Linked DNA regions of Homo sapiens: region 2 is linked to region 1. Evidence: chromatin loops called from intact Hi-C (ENCODE). Cell type or tissue: chondrocyte. All regions are shown on one strand. Links, peaks and the distances in the headings refer to the core of each region. The heading gives the core; the rest is flanking DNA. Region 1 holds the start of LOC105369310 (a long non-coding RNA gene). Region 2 overlaps LOC107984364 (a long non-coding RNA gene).

Region 1 (7,923 bases), core at 1,754-6,753:
TGGCTGTGTCCCCACCCAAATATCATCTTGAATTCCCATGTGTTGGGTGAGGGACCTGGTGGGAGGTAATTGAATCATGGGGGCAGGTCTTTCCCATGCTGTTCTCCTGATACTAAACACGTCTTATGAGAGCTGATGGTTTTAAAAATGGGAGTTTCCCTGGACAAGCTCTCTGTCTTTGCCTACTGCCATCCATGTAAGATGTGACTTGCTCCTCCTTGCCTTCTGCCATGATTGTGAGGCCTCCCCAGCCATGTGGAACTTTAGCTCCATTAAACCTCTTTCTTTTATAAATTGCCAAGTCTAGGGTATGTCTTTATTAGCAGCATGAAAATGGACTAATACAGTGAGTGAGTTCTCTTGCAATCTGATGGTTTTGAAAAAGTGTTTGGCAGTTTTCCCCTGCACTCTTCTGTCTTGCCTGCTGCCATGTAAGACATGCCTCCCTTCCCCTTTGTTTTCTGCCATAATAGTAAGTTTCGTGAGGCCTCACAGCCATGAGAAACTGTGAGTCAAACCTCTTTACTTTATAAATTACCCAGTCTTGGGTACTTTCTTGATAGCAGTGTGAAAATGGACTAATTCATACATACACTCATATACACATGCATACACACAAACACATATAATTTTTTTAAAATTTCAACTTTTATTTTAAATACAGGGGGTACATGTGCAGGTTTTTTACATGACTATATTGCACTCAAGTAGTAAGCATAGAACCCAATAGGTAGTCTTTCAACCCATACCCTCTTCCCTTTCTGTCCCCTAGTAGTCTCCAGAGTCTATTGTTTCCACATTTATATCCATATGTGCTCAGTGTTTATCTCCCGCTTATAAGTGAGAACATGCAGTATTTGGTTTTCCATTCCAGCATTAATTCAGTTAGGATTATGGCCTCCAGCTCCATCCATGGTGCTAAAAAAGACATAATTTCATTATTTTTAATGGCTGCATAGTATTCCATGGTGTATATGTACCACATTTTCTTTATCCAATTCACCACTGATGGGCAGCAAGGTGGATTTAATGTCTTTGCTATTGTGAATAGCATGGTGATGAACATATGAGTGCATGTGTCTTTTTGGTATATACCAGTAATGGGTAATGGTCAAATGGTAGCTCTGTTTTATGTTGTTTGAAATCTCCAGAGTGCTTTCCACAGTGGCTGAACTAATTTACATTCCCAACATTCTATAAACATTCCCTTTTCTCCACAGCCTGGCCAGGATCTATTGTCTTTTGACTTTTTAATAGTAGCCATTCTAACTGGTGTGAGATGGTATCTCACTGTGGTTTTGATTTACATTTCTCTGATGATTAGTGATACTGAACATTTTTATTCACATGTTTGTGGGCTGCATATTTTTTTCTTTTGAGAAGTGTCTGTTCATGTTCTTTGCCCACTTTTTAATGGGGTTGTTTATTTTTTGTTTATAAATTTGTTTAAATTCCTTATAGATTGTTGATATTAGACCTTTGTTGGATGTATTGTTTGTGAATATTTTCTCCCATCCTGTAAGTTGTCTGTTTACTCTATTGATAGTTACTTTTGCTGTGAGGAAGATTTTTAATTAGGTCTCACTCGTCAATTTTTGTTTTTATTTCAGTTGCTTTTGAAGACTTTGCCAAAATTTTTTGGCCAAGTCTGATGTAGAGAAAGGGTATTTTCTAGGGTTTTTATTTTTATTTTTATTTTTATTTTTTTTTGAGACGGAGTCTCGCTCTGTCGCCCAGGCCGGACTGCGGACTGCAGTGGCGCAATCTCGGCTCACTGCAAGCTCCGCTTCCTGGGTTCACGCCATTCTCCTGCCTCAGCCTCCCGAGTAGCTGGGACTACAGGCGCCCGCCACCGCGCCTGGCTAATTTTTTGTATTTTTTTTAGTAGAGACGGGGTTTCACCTTGTTAGCCAGGATGGTCTCGATCTCCTGACCTCATGATCCACCTGCCTCGGCCTCCCAAAGTGCTGGGATTGCAGGCGTGAGCCACCGCGCTAGGGTTTTTAAATAGGATTTTCATAGTTTGAGGTCTTACATTTAAATATTTTATCCATTTTGAGTAATTTTTGTATATGGTGAAATCAATCTTCTGTATTTGGCTAGCCAGTTATCCCAGTATCACTTATTGAATAGGAAGTTCTTTCCACATTGCTTATTTTTGTTGGCCTTGCCAAAGAACTGATGGTTGTAAGTGGGCAGCTTTATTTCTGAGTTTTCTTTTCTGTTCCATTGATCTACGGGTCTGTGATTGTGTCAAAACAGTACCATGCTGTTTTGATTATTGTAGCCTTATAATATAGTTTGAAGTCAGATAGTGTAATACCTTCATCTTTGTTCTTTAAAGACTGAATACTATTTCTCTGTGTGTGTGTGTGTGTGTGTGTGTGTGTGTGTATACTACTTTTTCTTTATTCATTCATTGATGGACATTTAGGTTGTTTTAATATTGCAGCTATTGTGAATAATATTGCAAAAATATGGGCATGAAGATATCTCCTGGAGATCCTGATTTAGATTCCTTTGGATAATAACCAGAAGTAGAATTGCTTGATGATATGGTAATTCTAATTCTAACTTTTTGAAGAACCTCTATACTGTTTCCCATACTGGCTGTACCAAATTACATTCCCACCAACAGTACACAAGGGTTTCCTTTACTCCACATCCCTGTAACACTTATATTTTGTGTTTTTAATAATAGCCATACTAACAAGCATGAAGAAATATCTCATTGTAGTTTGACTTGCATTTCCCTGATAAGTAGTCGTGTTGAGCATGGTCCCATCTTCAAATGTATTAAGGGTTCCTGGTGAGACCTACTCAGAAAGAATCCCTGACCCTTCTAGTCTTCATCAATGGTCATGAGAGGGATAACCTTTTCTTCTTTCTTCCATTCAGGGCATTCTCTCTTAAGATGCCCTGGCTTATCACAATTGTAACATCCAGTTAGTCTTAGGAGTTTTCCCTGAGTTTCCCTTCTTTCTCTGTGTCAACACCTTATCTACTTTGAGGGGGATCTTGATCTAACCTTTTTCTGACTACCTCTTCCACAATGGAAACTATGATTTTGGCTTTCTGTTTCTGCTTCTCTTCTCTTCTTACAAAGACCTTCTCAGCTTCACTCAGTGATTCCTCAATTGGTTTCTCATTCCATTCATCAGTTTTTTTGGTAATTTCTTTGTAATGTCAGGCCAGCTCTTAGTTACAAAGTTAACCTTCAGAAGGCTTTGCCTTACTAGGTCCTCTGGATCTAATCTGGAGTATTTTCTCATTTGATCTCTGAACCTCTGTAGAAATGCAGAGGGAGTGACCTCTTTTTCTTGTTGAATCTTGAATGCTTTTGAGACATTTGGTGTGCTAGAAGTGGACTCTTTGATCCCTTTAATTATAGTTCCCTGAGGTCCTGCATTTGGGTCCATTCCCTGGGATCATTATTATACCATTTGGGATCGACATTTGAAAATTTTTGTTCATCTGGCAAAACTTCTTCCCAAGAGGGTATTGCCTCTATTAACTGGTCATGCTCGGTGTAAAAGCCAGGTCCTAGGAATTGGTCCAGCTGGTCTGCTAAACTGAGGGGATCTTCTAGGAGTGGTTTCATTTCCTTCTTGAAATTCTTAACTTCAGTACTTGTAAGAGGAACATTTACAAAGCCATTCTCTCCCTGTCCCATGAGAACTTCCCTAAGAGGAAACATGCTAGATGCCTGTTGTGTGAAAGGAATAGGGAATTTCTCAATATTCCTCTTACACTGTTCTAATTATTTTCTTAAATTTGGATTAGGATTGAAAGGAAGAGTTGGTTTGGCTCCCCCATGGTCTCCAGGTCTTTCCTCCTCTAACCCACCTGCTGCCCCTTGATCTTTCTGTCCCCTATATTGTAAGATATATGGAGGGGGCAAGTGTGATAGGGGGGTCCCAGGGCTTTTCACTGGGCAAGGGCTTTTTACTAGTTTTTTTTTCTTCTTCTTTGAGAGGGAATGTGGGGACTAATTCCTTGATCCAGCTAAGAGCATAACCTATCTCCTCTTGTGAGGATGGGGTTTTATCATTCACATAGAGGATTAAAGCTTGGCACACCCAATCCTCATCTGAGCCAAATTTGGGCCAAAACACTGAAGGCTTATGAATGAGGACTTTGAGCCAGATAAGACAGGAATACTTTATCATCTTTTGCTTTTCCTTGTCCCTGGTTTGAGGGTTGTCCCTCCAAACCTGCAGCATTATCCCCAAAGGAGTATCCAGGAAAATGTCAGAGGAATTCTCTTTGACTCCCTCTTTCCTTTGTCCCCTAGGCCTAGAATTTCTGTTTCCCATTTTTGGTCAGTCTCTGTGTCTGAACTTTTCCTTGTGTACTCAACCCCCCCTACTGGAGATTTTTTGCACACTCTGAGAATCGCTTCATCCATCTCTGGCCATTTCCCTTGTAGGAGAACAAAACTCTGCACTCACTTTGTATCTAAGATACATCTCAGTTACACACACTTGACCTCCAACCACTAAGACAGTACATAGAGTCCAATTTTCCTACCTTGGCTCATGAACGAGGTTGCCTGGTTGCTGCTGTGCCTGCTTTTCTCCCTGTGTCGTCTCTGCTGCCTTCTGAATAACAGTCTCAGGTTTGTCTATGGCCTCTGTGGGGAGCCGGGACATCTGGACAGAGAGGGCCACCTAAATCAGGTGGGAGGCATCTCCCTTCTCAACTGGAGTCCCACTCCACACAGGCTCATAGATCCCAGATGAGCCCCCAAGTTTGTGAGAAACACATTCATCCGTTGAAACCCAGAGAATGGACTCGGAGACACAAAGAACAGCAGAAGCAAGTCTTTTAATGGTGGCCTTGCAAGATTGGGTGTCTGGCAGGCAGGCACACCTGGGGCAGTTACAGCAGGTAATTTATCTCCTAGCACACGAGTCCCTTCCCCAGTTCCTCACTGGTTGAGTACTATGGGGTTATAATCTTACTGGATGTTGCCTAAGTTTCATTATCCCCCTTATAAGGTTATGCCCTGGTCTCCTTCCCCACATAAGTTTTGATTTGCCAATAATGAAACTTCCCTTTTATGGGCTGACCCATCCTCTACATTCTGTTTGCTTATTGTGAATTTCTAGGTGCATGAGCTGTGTGGTTTCTCACATCTGCAGGCTGGCTGCCAGTACTTAGATTTATCATATCTTGAAAATGGACCATGTAAAATGTTTTCTCACAGATGTGTTTATTAGGACTTACAGGACACTCTTGGACAGCAGCAGGAGAGCTCTAGAGATCCATGCCTCTTCCCATCTCTAAACTGCTTTTAAGGTAATTTTTTGGCCTTTTGTATACTGTGTGAATGCAGTGAGACTGATTTTCTTGTTAGGTTCTCAGATAGTCTCTGGGATGTTTAGATTTTCAGGGACACCTGCTCCTTCACTGGGCACCATGGCCTTAGCTCACAACCCAGCCTTCAGGGTTCAGGAACCAGGCAAATATATACCCTTAAGTAACCTCATGTGGGACGTGTAATACAATAGTCCTCAAAGATGTGTTACTTTCTTGCCATTAACTGTCGCAATATGCATGGAGTACTGTTAACCCAGGAAGCTCACATGAACTTTTGGTGTCCGGAGTTTTTATTGGGACTTGATTATTTACTGACCACATGACTGACTGCTCTCTAAGATTCAAGATACTCCTGGAAGTTCAGAATAATACCTCAGTCTCCAGTGCCTCTGGAGGTATAAATCGACATAGAATATCCTAAAGACCCCATCACAAATCACATTGTTAGATTGTCCAGTGGCTAAAGCCTCCAAACAAAGAAAGACATTCTTATTAGGCAGTACACTCCAGTGATTCAGAGATTGTCTCCCAGTAGCTGAGGGCAAAGGTCAGATTTGTCTTTAGGTAAGCTTCATTCTTCACTACAATTTCTCCCCCAGTACATGACCTTTACTCACAGCCATATCTCAGGAATGCAAACTAAGACAAGTGCCACCATAGCTACAATGGAAGCTTGGACAAAAAGACTTTATTTATATGGCTGCATTACCTTCCACACAAAATAATAGTCCTTTCAGGAAGAAATAAAGGAAAATGAATAGTGGGTAGACAACCAACTATATTTTATTACAACTATGGAATACACATATGGGTTAATAAATAAATTCTTTGTCTTTCAGCTTGTGTAGGTATTCTCTTCCCCATGTTATTTCTGTCCAAAAATGCTCTCTGTATGATGCCATATTTCTTCCATCAGAGTCTAGACTAATATTTTTTAAAAATAAAGGTAGCCAAAACAGACTTTAAACCAACAAAGATGAAAAGAGACAAAGAAGGCCATTACATAATGGTAAAGGGATCAATTCAACAAGAAGAGCTAACTAGGTGGGCTGTTCCAAGATGGCTGATAGGAGCAGCTCCAGTCTACAGCTCCCAGTGTGAGCGACGCAGAACATGGGTGATGTCTGCATTTCCAAATGAGGTACCGGGTTCATCTCACCAGGGCTTGTTGGACAGTGGGTGCAGGACAGTGGGTGCAGTGCATGGAGCATGAGCTGAAGCAGGGTGTCAAGGAAGCTCGAACTGGGTGGAACCCACCGCAGTTCTAGGAGGCCTGCCTGCCACTGTAGACCCCACCTCTGGGGGAAAGGCATAGCCAAACAAAAGACAGCAGAAACCTCTGCAGACTTAAATGTCCCTGTCTGACAGCTTTGAAGAGAGTAGTGGTTACCCCAGCACGGAGTTTGAGATCTGAGAATGGACAGACTGCCTCCACCAGTGGGTCCCTGACCCCCGAGTAGCCTATCTGGGAGGCATCCCCCAGTAGGGGCAGACTGACACCTCACACGGCCGGGTACCCCTCTGAGACAAAATCTCCAGAGGGACGATCAGACAGCAACATTTGCTGTTCAGCAATATTCGCTGTTCTGCAGCCTCTGCTGCTGATACCCAGGCAAAGAGGGTCTGGAGTGGACCTCCAGCAAACTCCAACAGACCTGCAGGTGAGGGTCCTGACTGTTAGAAGGAAAACTAACAAACAGAAAGGACATCCACACCAAAACCCCATCTGTATGTCACCATCATCAAAGACCAAAGGTAGATAAAACCACAAAGATGGGGATAAAGCAGAGCAGAAAAACTGAAAATTCTAAAAATCAGAGCTCCTCTCCCCACTCCAAAGGACTGCAGCTCCTCACCAGCAAGGGAACAAAGCTGGATGGAGAATGACTTTGACGAGTTGAGAGAAGAAGGCTTCAGATGATCAAACTTCTCTGAGCTAAAGGAGGAAGTTTGAACACATCACAAAGAAGTTAAAAACCTTGAAAAAAGATTAGATGAATGGCTAACTAGAATAACCAATGCAGAGAAGTCCTTAAAGGATCTGATGGAGCTGAAAACCATGGCATGAGAACCACATGACGAATGCACAAGCCTCAGTAGCCAATGCGATCAACTGGAAGAAAGGGTATCAGTGATGGAAGATGAAATGAATGAAATGAAGCAAGAAGAGAAGTTTAGAGAAAAAAGAATAAAAAGAAATGAACACAGCCTCCAAGAAATATGAGACTATGTGAAAAGACCAAATCTACTTCTGATTGGTGTACCTGAAAGTAATAAGGAGAATGGAACCAAGTTGGAAAACACTCTGCAGGATATTATCCAGGAGAACTTCCCCAATCTAGCAAGGCAAGCCAACATTCACATTCAGGAAATACAGAGAATGCCACAAAGATAGTCAAGAAGAGCAACTTCAAGACACATAATTATCAGATTCACCAAAGTTGAAGTGAAGGAAGAAATGTTAAGGGCAGCCAGAGAGAAAGGTCAGGTTACCCACAAAGGGAAGCCCATCAGACTAACAGCTGACCTCTCAGCAGAAACTCTACAAGCCAGAAGAAAGTGGGGACCAATATTGAACATTCTTAAAGAAAAGAATTTTTG
Region 2 (7,923 bases), core at 1,884-6,883, 300 kb before region 1:
GCAGTCAAGGTGTTGCAAGGTGTTAGCTGGGGCTCAGTCATCTGAAAGCTTGAGAGGGATTGTAGAATCTGCTTCCAAGCTCTTTCACAGGTAGTTGGCAGAATTCCTTTCTTTACAAGATGTTGGACTAAGGGCCTCAATCCCTCACTGGCTGTTGGGTGGAAGCCTTCCTCAGGCCCTTGCTACATAGATCTGTCCCCAGGGCAGCTAACAATATGAAGTTGACTTCTCTCAAAAAAAGTGACTGAGAGGGGGCATTCAAGATGGAAGCCAGTGTTTTTGTCATCTAGTCTTGGATGTGACATCCCATTACTTTTGCCATATTATATATTTTTGAAATGAGTTGCTAGGTTCAGCCCACATTCCAGTGGAGAGGATTGCAAATGGACAAAAATACCAGGAGGTGCAGATAATTGGGGTCACCTTAGAAGCTGCCTACCACAGGCATCCTTCTCTTCTCACTCTCTTCCTTCTCCTTAGACCATCTCACACACACAGAGACTTTAATTACCAACCACACGTGAAAGGGAGACTATTCACAAACTTGTATTTTCAGTCCAGACCTCTCCTCTGATATCTGGACTTGTGCCTAACTGATCAATTGATATTTCACTTACATTTCTCAAAACCTTCTCAAATGCAACATGCCCCAAACTGCATTCAAGCCTGGTCTTGTTCCACTGTTCCCTAAGTGTGAGTTATGGTACAAGTTAAGATATGAGGCAGAGAGACAGGGCTTTAAAAATAGTCATTTTTCTTTCTATTAATAAGCCAGAGGTAGACAGGTGGCTCAGCTCTCCTGCACACAGTGTCTTGTTGCTCTGTTGCCCTGCTTCCCTTTGGATGTTGTCTTCATCTGCATGGTCAAAGCTGGCTTGCTATCCCACATCCATGTTCCACCATATAAGAAAGGAGAAACAAAGGATATAAAGAGTAAGCAATTTCCTTTTTTAAAGAATGTGACCCAGAAGAAGCACACATTACTTTGTTCATATCACTTTGATAAGGCTTCAGGTAGTTGTAAGGGGAGGTGGAACATCTAGTCTATAGCTGGGTAGTGTGTTCCCAGCTAAAACTTGGATATTATGTTACTACCTTAGTCTAGTGTCCTAGTTTGTTTTGTGTTGTTATAACAGAATGGCATGGACTGGGTATTTTACATGAATAGAAATTTATTGGCTCATGGCTATGGAGACTGGGAAGTCCAGTGGCAAAGTGGTAGCAACTGGCCAGGGACATCTTACTGTGTCATCCCATGGCAGAAGGTGGAAGGGCAAGAGAACACAAGAGAGCAAGAGAAACGAAGGGGGCTGAACTTACTCTTTTATTGGAAACCCACTGCCATGATGACTAACCCACTTTGAGGTCATGGAATTAATCCATTTATTAGCATTGGTCTATCCAACGGTATTAATCCATCCATTAATCAATTCATGAGCCCTAATGACCTAATCACTTCTTAAAGTTCCCACTTCTCAACACTGTAGCATCGGGCATTAAGTTTCCAACACATAAATTTTGCGGGACACATTTAAACCATACCACTGTGTTTCCTGGAAAGCGAGTCTGGAGCTGAAAGTTTACAAATCGGAGTAACTAACAAGGAGAGTGAAGAAGAAAAGAGAGACAACTAATATGAGGGTACATGTTAATTGACCAATCTATAGAAACAAGACACCAAGAAGTTGTATCAACTGTTCCTGAGGACCAGACCTCTGGGAGAGAATGCAGGAAGAATATCTCCAGTAGCTCTTCTCATTGGTCAAAACATTTTTCAGTGGAGTGCCGACTCTTTTGCTTTTCTGAGTTTCCATGCAAAACATGGGCACCGTGCCAAGTCCAGTGAAATCAGCAAAAGCCCATGTGGGAGGTGAGAAAGGCATAGCAGGGACCAGAGGGGAGGGAGCTATCAGACTGTGCCTGCTTTGGGTTCATCAGAACCCTCCCAGAGCTGATAAAAAAGGTAAGTGAGCCTGAGAAGATCGGAAGTTGGCATGTAAGAAGACTCCGGTGCAATCACTAAAGGAAAAAGGAGAAAGTAGATACTGGGGCTTGCTCACCAGTTCAGCCACACCATGTTCACTTAGTTCCAGCAAGTGAGAAACCTGAGACGTCCCAAAAGCTCCCTTTTCCTTACACCCATACCCAATCCAACATATTGCTCAAGTGTACTTACTTCTCTCCATTTTATCTACCACACTCTTAATCCAGGCTCCTATCATCTCTCCTGGGGATTAATGTCTCCTTATTGGACTCTTGTCCTCTTGCTCTTTCTCTTGCTCTCTTGTGTTCTCTTGCCCTTCCACCTTCTGCTATGGGATGACACAGCAAGGAGTCCCTGGCCAGATGCTACCACTTTGACACTGGACTTCCCAGTCTCCAGAACCATGAACCAATACATTTCTATTGATATAAAATACCCAGTCCATGCCATTCTGTTATAGCAACACAAAACAAACTAGGACAGTAGGCTAAGGTGCTTGTCCTCTTGCCAATCCACTTTCGGCATACAGCCAGTGTGGCTTTTCTGTAACACCAACTGGATCATGTCACCATGCCCTGCCAATTAAAACCCTTCGACAGCTTTCCATTGCTTGGAGGATAAATGCAAAACTCCTCAAGGTGTCCCACAAAGCCCAGTGTGGTCTGGCTCCTTGTCTTCTCTTACAACACAGTCCTCATTGTCCTCTGTTCCAGCCTCTCCCACCTTCTTTCAGCCTCTGCTGTCTCAAGCTCCCAGCTTCTGCAGGAAGTACACGATCTGCCCAGTGCTTGCTGTAATTGTTCGTCATGGTTTTCACCTCTCTGCTTCTTATCCTGTAGCTCTCAGTACTGTTACCATTTTCTTAGGAAAGTCTTTCCAAATTTTCCTGACTAGGTCAAACTCCTATTATATATGTATCCACTCTTGGATTCCCCAACAGGCTGGCTAAACATCTCTTTCAGGCATTAGAGAAACAGGGTCACTCCCAATTTTTCATAACATGCTATTTGATTCCTTTTAGCATAAAATACTTTCAAAGATGTCATTATGGGAAAAATAAGGCTTTTGGGGATTTCTTTACACCTATCTTTAAATTGTTTGTTTTCATTTAAAATAGATTATGGAGGGGGCCATGATATTTTCAGTCCTTTGAAGTCTCTAAAAGTCAGACTCTAAAAATCCTGTCTGTGGACATAGCTTTCCTTGTAATACTTTGCACAGTTACAGCTTTACTTTTTTACATCATTCTTTAGTAGATGCCTCTGTCCCTGACAAGGCTCTATCTTTCGAGGGCAGAATCCTGGGTGGGGTTTTGATTTACCATTGAGCTTAGCATAGGGCCCCCTACAGAGGAAGGACTTAGTGGACATTTTTTGAGTGAGTCACAAAGCCCTGAAGCCCCAGCTCTGGCTCAGTCACTAATTAGCTGTGTCCCCCGCAACCTGTCTGTGCTGAAGTTCCCCTGTCTTAACAGAGTGGCTGCTGCCTGAGAAACAGGAAAACGTATTTCCAGAAAGAGAAAGAGGGAAAGGAAAATATACACACATATTTTAAGAGATTTGTCTAATTAAATCTGTGAGTGATCTTCAGGGTCCCAGGGCTGACATTGGAATAACTGGGAGGGCTCATGGATAAAGAATATCTCCATAGACACCTTCTTATGTGGGCCAACTCAACTGTGTAGCCACCCTTTTTCCCATGCTAAAATTAATGAGTGTATCGAAAGAGATTTCAGTGCAAAGTTCATTGAGATAAAAGATTCAGATAAGAGGCTCAGCAGAGAAACAGGTGAAAGGGAACATAAGAAATGCTCAATAAATGTTTTTAGTGGTGGGTAGAGAAATGAGTGGAAGCTGGAATCGCTGTCCTGCGAGAAGCCACAAGGTGGCGCTGGGTGCTCAGCAATGAGATTCCTGCCTCCAGAGATTTGGCTCAACTTTTCTCTATCAATGTCAGCTTATTAAAAAAAAAAAAAAAAAAAAAAGCAGTCTTTTTCTAGTCCATAATTTTCCTTAATAAAACAGGGTAACATTTTCCCTTTCATATGTTGTCTTTACAGAGTGACATGCTTGAGGAAGAGTGATGAATAATACTGAGGATGATTCAACGTCTCTTGGTTTTACTTCTGCACCACCCAAACAGAAAATAATTAGACAAGAACATTTCTTTTTCTATATCAGTGTCATAACATGTATTATTACAGTGCGGTGTAACCACATGTCAGAAGAGAATGTGTAGCTCAAAACACTGAACTAGGTGGAGAGGCCGAGGCCTTAATTCTCCAAGAGACTGGGACCTGTGCTGGGTTCTAGCGCCTGTTCAGCGTCAGAATCATCAGCTGGGTAAGTTCCTTTTGCTAAGGGTTCTTCTAGCCCCTGAGCCATAAGGTTCCAGGGTAGACAATTCCAGATACCACAGGGCCCTGGAATAAGGAGAGAGGTTGGGCTTAGGTGCACCCTCTGGGGTCTCAGGCTGCTGGGTCTGCATCCCGGTGGCGGGGCTGGAAGCCAGTGCTGGGACTCCTGGTGCTCAGAGGGAGGTCAAAGCTGAGTAGCAGCTCATCTCCACCAGAGGTCAGCATCACCGAGCCATCAGAGGCACAGCAGCCAAACAGCCAGGCTCAGGAGGCAGCTCTGTGCTTGAGCTGGCTCACCCATGTCCAGTTCTTCTTTCCACCTCCCCAACCATCCTTAGGGCCCGAGCAGTCCTAAGAGTGGGAGATGCTGTAGCACTAGTGTTGTGCCTTCTTGGCAAGGGTAGATTGCCGCTGGATACCTGTGGGACCCGTGGGACTGATGGGTCATTCATCAGCAGAGCCCCGCAGCATCTGGGGCAGCTACCTCTCTCTGTGCTCACACAAAGCTGTTGACTATCCCACTGGCTTCTGTCAAAGCCTCGGGCAGGCAGGGCAGGCACGTTCCACACTTCAAGGAACTAAGATGGAAAGTATCATTAAAGAAGAAGAATAAGAAAAAAATATGACTTTACAAACTGTTTAAGATTAAGAACTGTCTACCATGGTAGCTAAGACTGTAGATCCTCAAACCAGCCCTCCTAGGTCTGAATCCCATCTCCAATACTGAGAAATGGAGGGGCTTAGACAAGTTTCTTATTGTTTCGCATCTCAGTTTCTGCATCTGTAAACTGGGAATATTATCATTCCCATTTATCACTATTGATCCTCTCTACCCATTGGGTTATTGTGGGGATTAAATGAGATGATTGTAACAGAAAATATTAACTGAGCATTCGCCCTGTGCCAGGCATGGACCTAAGTCTGGTATCTAAGCCTATTATCTCAGAATTCTGACAATGCTGTATACGGTTACTCCTATTTTATAGTTGATGAAACAGATGCTTCATATGCTAGCAGAACTAGTATTTGAAACCAGCTATTTTTGCTTCCAGGGTTTACTTTTTAAATCATGGTCCTTCACTAGAACAGTGCCTGCTGACATGGAGTAAGCACTTAATAAATAAGAGCCATTATTATTATTATTAATAATTTTGTTTTAAGTTCTGGGATACATGTGAAGAACATGCCGGTTTGTTACATAGGTATACATGTGACATGGTGGTTTGCTGCACCTATCAACCCATCATCAAGGTTTTAAGCTCTGCATACATTAGGTATTTGTCCTAATGCTCTCCCACCCCTTGCCCTCCACCCCCCACCAGGCCCCAGTGTGTGATGTTCCCCTCCCTCTGTCCATGTGTCCTCATTGTTCAACTCCCACTTATGAGTGAGAACATGCTGTGTTTGGTTTTCTTTTCCTGTGTTAGTTTGCTGAGAATGATGGTTTCCAGCTTCATTCATGTCCCTGCAAAGGACATGAACTCATTCTTTTTTATGGCTGCATAGTATTCCATGGTGTGTATGTGCCACATTTTCTTTATCCAGTCTGTCATTGATGGGCATTTGGGTTGGTTCCAAGTCTTTGCTATTGTAAATAGTTACTAGTATTATTCACTAGTATTGTTATTGCTGCTATTGTGGAGTTATTCATAGCTTGATCTTTATGTCTATGGGTCAATGAGTAATTACAAACATGCTGGTTTTACAAATTATCTTTTTATCATCATAGCTGTGAGCCTACGTGAATTTTTCTCCACTCAATCTCATCATCCTTCAGACAGGCGGAGAGAGCGGGATCCATCTATGAGATTTCTCTGCTGAGAAATCTCCTCCCTCCCTCCAATGAAGCAACAGCAGGTCATATCTGAATGCAGAAGCATGGCCTTGTGCTGGGAAAACACATCCTGGCTGTAGAGCTCTCAGGCTTCTAGAGTCAAAGCCAAGGGTTCAAATCCTCTCTGTCTTACTCAGAAGCCACATGGTCCTGAGACAGTGAAGTAACTCTGTGAACCTCAGTTTACCAATCTGTAAGATGGGGATCATAATGTAAAAGATGGCATTAAAACTTACATTGGGAAAAAGCATTTGAGTGTGCTTATACAGTGCCTGGTAATAAACTTTACCTATTAGGATGCAATACACTACCTGTTACTATGGGAGTAATAGTAAGAGATGACTACCTAAGTCTGGTATCTAAGCCTAGTATCTCGTAGTTCTGACAATGCTATATACGGTTACCCCTATTTTAAGGTTGATGAAACTGAGGCTTCGTATACTAGCAGAACCAGGATTTAAAACCAGGCATTTTTGCTTTCAGAGTTCACTTTTTAAAATCATGGTCCTTCACTAGAACAGTGCCTGCTGACATGGAGTAAGCACTTAATAAGTAAGAGCCATTACTATTATTATTATTATTTTTTGTTTGTTGGTGACAAACTACCTGTAGTTGGAAAATTGGAATTGGAGTCTTCTCCTTAATATGGGCCTTTGGTCTGAAAAACTGCACCTGTTTCCTAACGAGCCTAACCCATTCTAACCCATCCTCAAAGATGCCTCCAGAGTGAGCATCCTAAGGCTTAGATATGATCCTTCAGCTCAGCACTATCCAATAGGACTATAACAGAAGTTACATATGTGATTTTAATTTTCCTAGTAGACACATTAAAAAAGTAAACGAGGCTGGGCATGGAGGCTCACTCCTGTAATCCCAGCACTTTGGGAGGCCGATGTGGGCATATCACTTGATGTCAGGATTTTGAGACCAGCCTGGTCAATATGGCAAAACCCTGTCTCTACCAAAAATACAAAAATTTTCCAGGCATGATGGCACATACCTGTAATCTTAGCTACTCGGGAGGCTGAGGCGGGAGAATCACTTGAACCTGGGAGACGGAGGTTGCAATGAGCTGAAATCCCGCCACTGCACTCCAGCCTGGGTGACAGAGCAAGACTCTGTCTCACAAAAAAAAAAAAAAAAAAAAAAAAAAGTAAAAGAAACAAAAGAAGTAGACTTCATTTTAACAATGTACTTACTTTAATATATCCAAATGTTATCATTTTGACATGCAATCAATAGAAAAAAATTACTAATGAGATATATTACGTTCTTTTTTCATACTAAGTCTTTGAAACCCAGTGTGTGTTCTACACCTGCAGTGTCCCACCATCTGCCTGGCCACATTTCCAGCCCTCCATAGCCACACATGGCAAGTGGCTCGCCCACTGCACAGTGCAGTGTTAGCTCTTCAGCAGCAAAATGGCATTTGCTAATTTTCTTAGCCTTATGTCACTTTAGTCCTAGGACATTTTAAATTCTTTCTTTCTTTTCTTTTCTTCTTCTTTTTTTTTTGAGATGGAGTCTCACTTTGTTGCACAGGCTGGTTGAAGTGGTGCGATCTCGGCTCACTGCAACCTCTGCCTCCCAGGTTTAAGCAATTCTCTGCCTCAGCCTCCAAAGTAGCTGGGATTACAGGCGCCCGCCACCACACCCATCTAATTTTTGTATTTTTAGTAGAGGTGGGGTTTCACCATCTTGGCCAGGCTAGTCTTGAACTCCTGACCTTGTGATCTGCCCGCCTTGGCC

Evidence for each region. A loop is a pair of places that touch in the nucleus more often than their neighbours do. Peaks named below come from ENCODE experiments on the same cell type or tissue, not always from the same donor. Only the 100,000 strongest peaks of a DNase experiment are listed, where the experiment ranks them.
Region 2: a loop joins it to region 1, with 8 times the contacts of the local background. A loop is called at or near these places in 3 of 110 quality-filtered maps.

The regions. Positions count from the first base shown.
Region 1 is chr11:56,947,153-56,955,075 of GRCh38, reverse strand. LOC105369310 (a long non-coding RNA gene) reads left to right here and starts at 2,733. Exons shown (of 3, transcript XR_950121.2): 1 at 2,733-5,301. In chondrocyte, for the core only: CTCF peaks have their summits at 4,162 and 4,361 (motif pointing left); no DNase peak of the experiment used is centred there.
Region 2 is chr11:57,245,855-57,253,777 of GRCh38, reverse strand. It overlaps LOC107984364 (a long non-coding RNA gene), which reads left to right. Exons shown (of 3, transcript XR_001748067.3): 2 at 4,044-4,326; 3 at 6,070-6,424. Among named protein-coding and RNA genes, the nearest start is that of APLNR, 13 kb to the right of the region's middle. In chondrocyte, for the core only: CTCF peaks have their summits at 3,658, 3,867 (motif pointing right) and 4,532 (motif pointing right); a DNase peak (open chromatin) is centred at 4,606.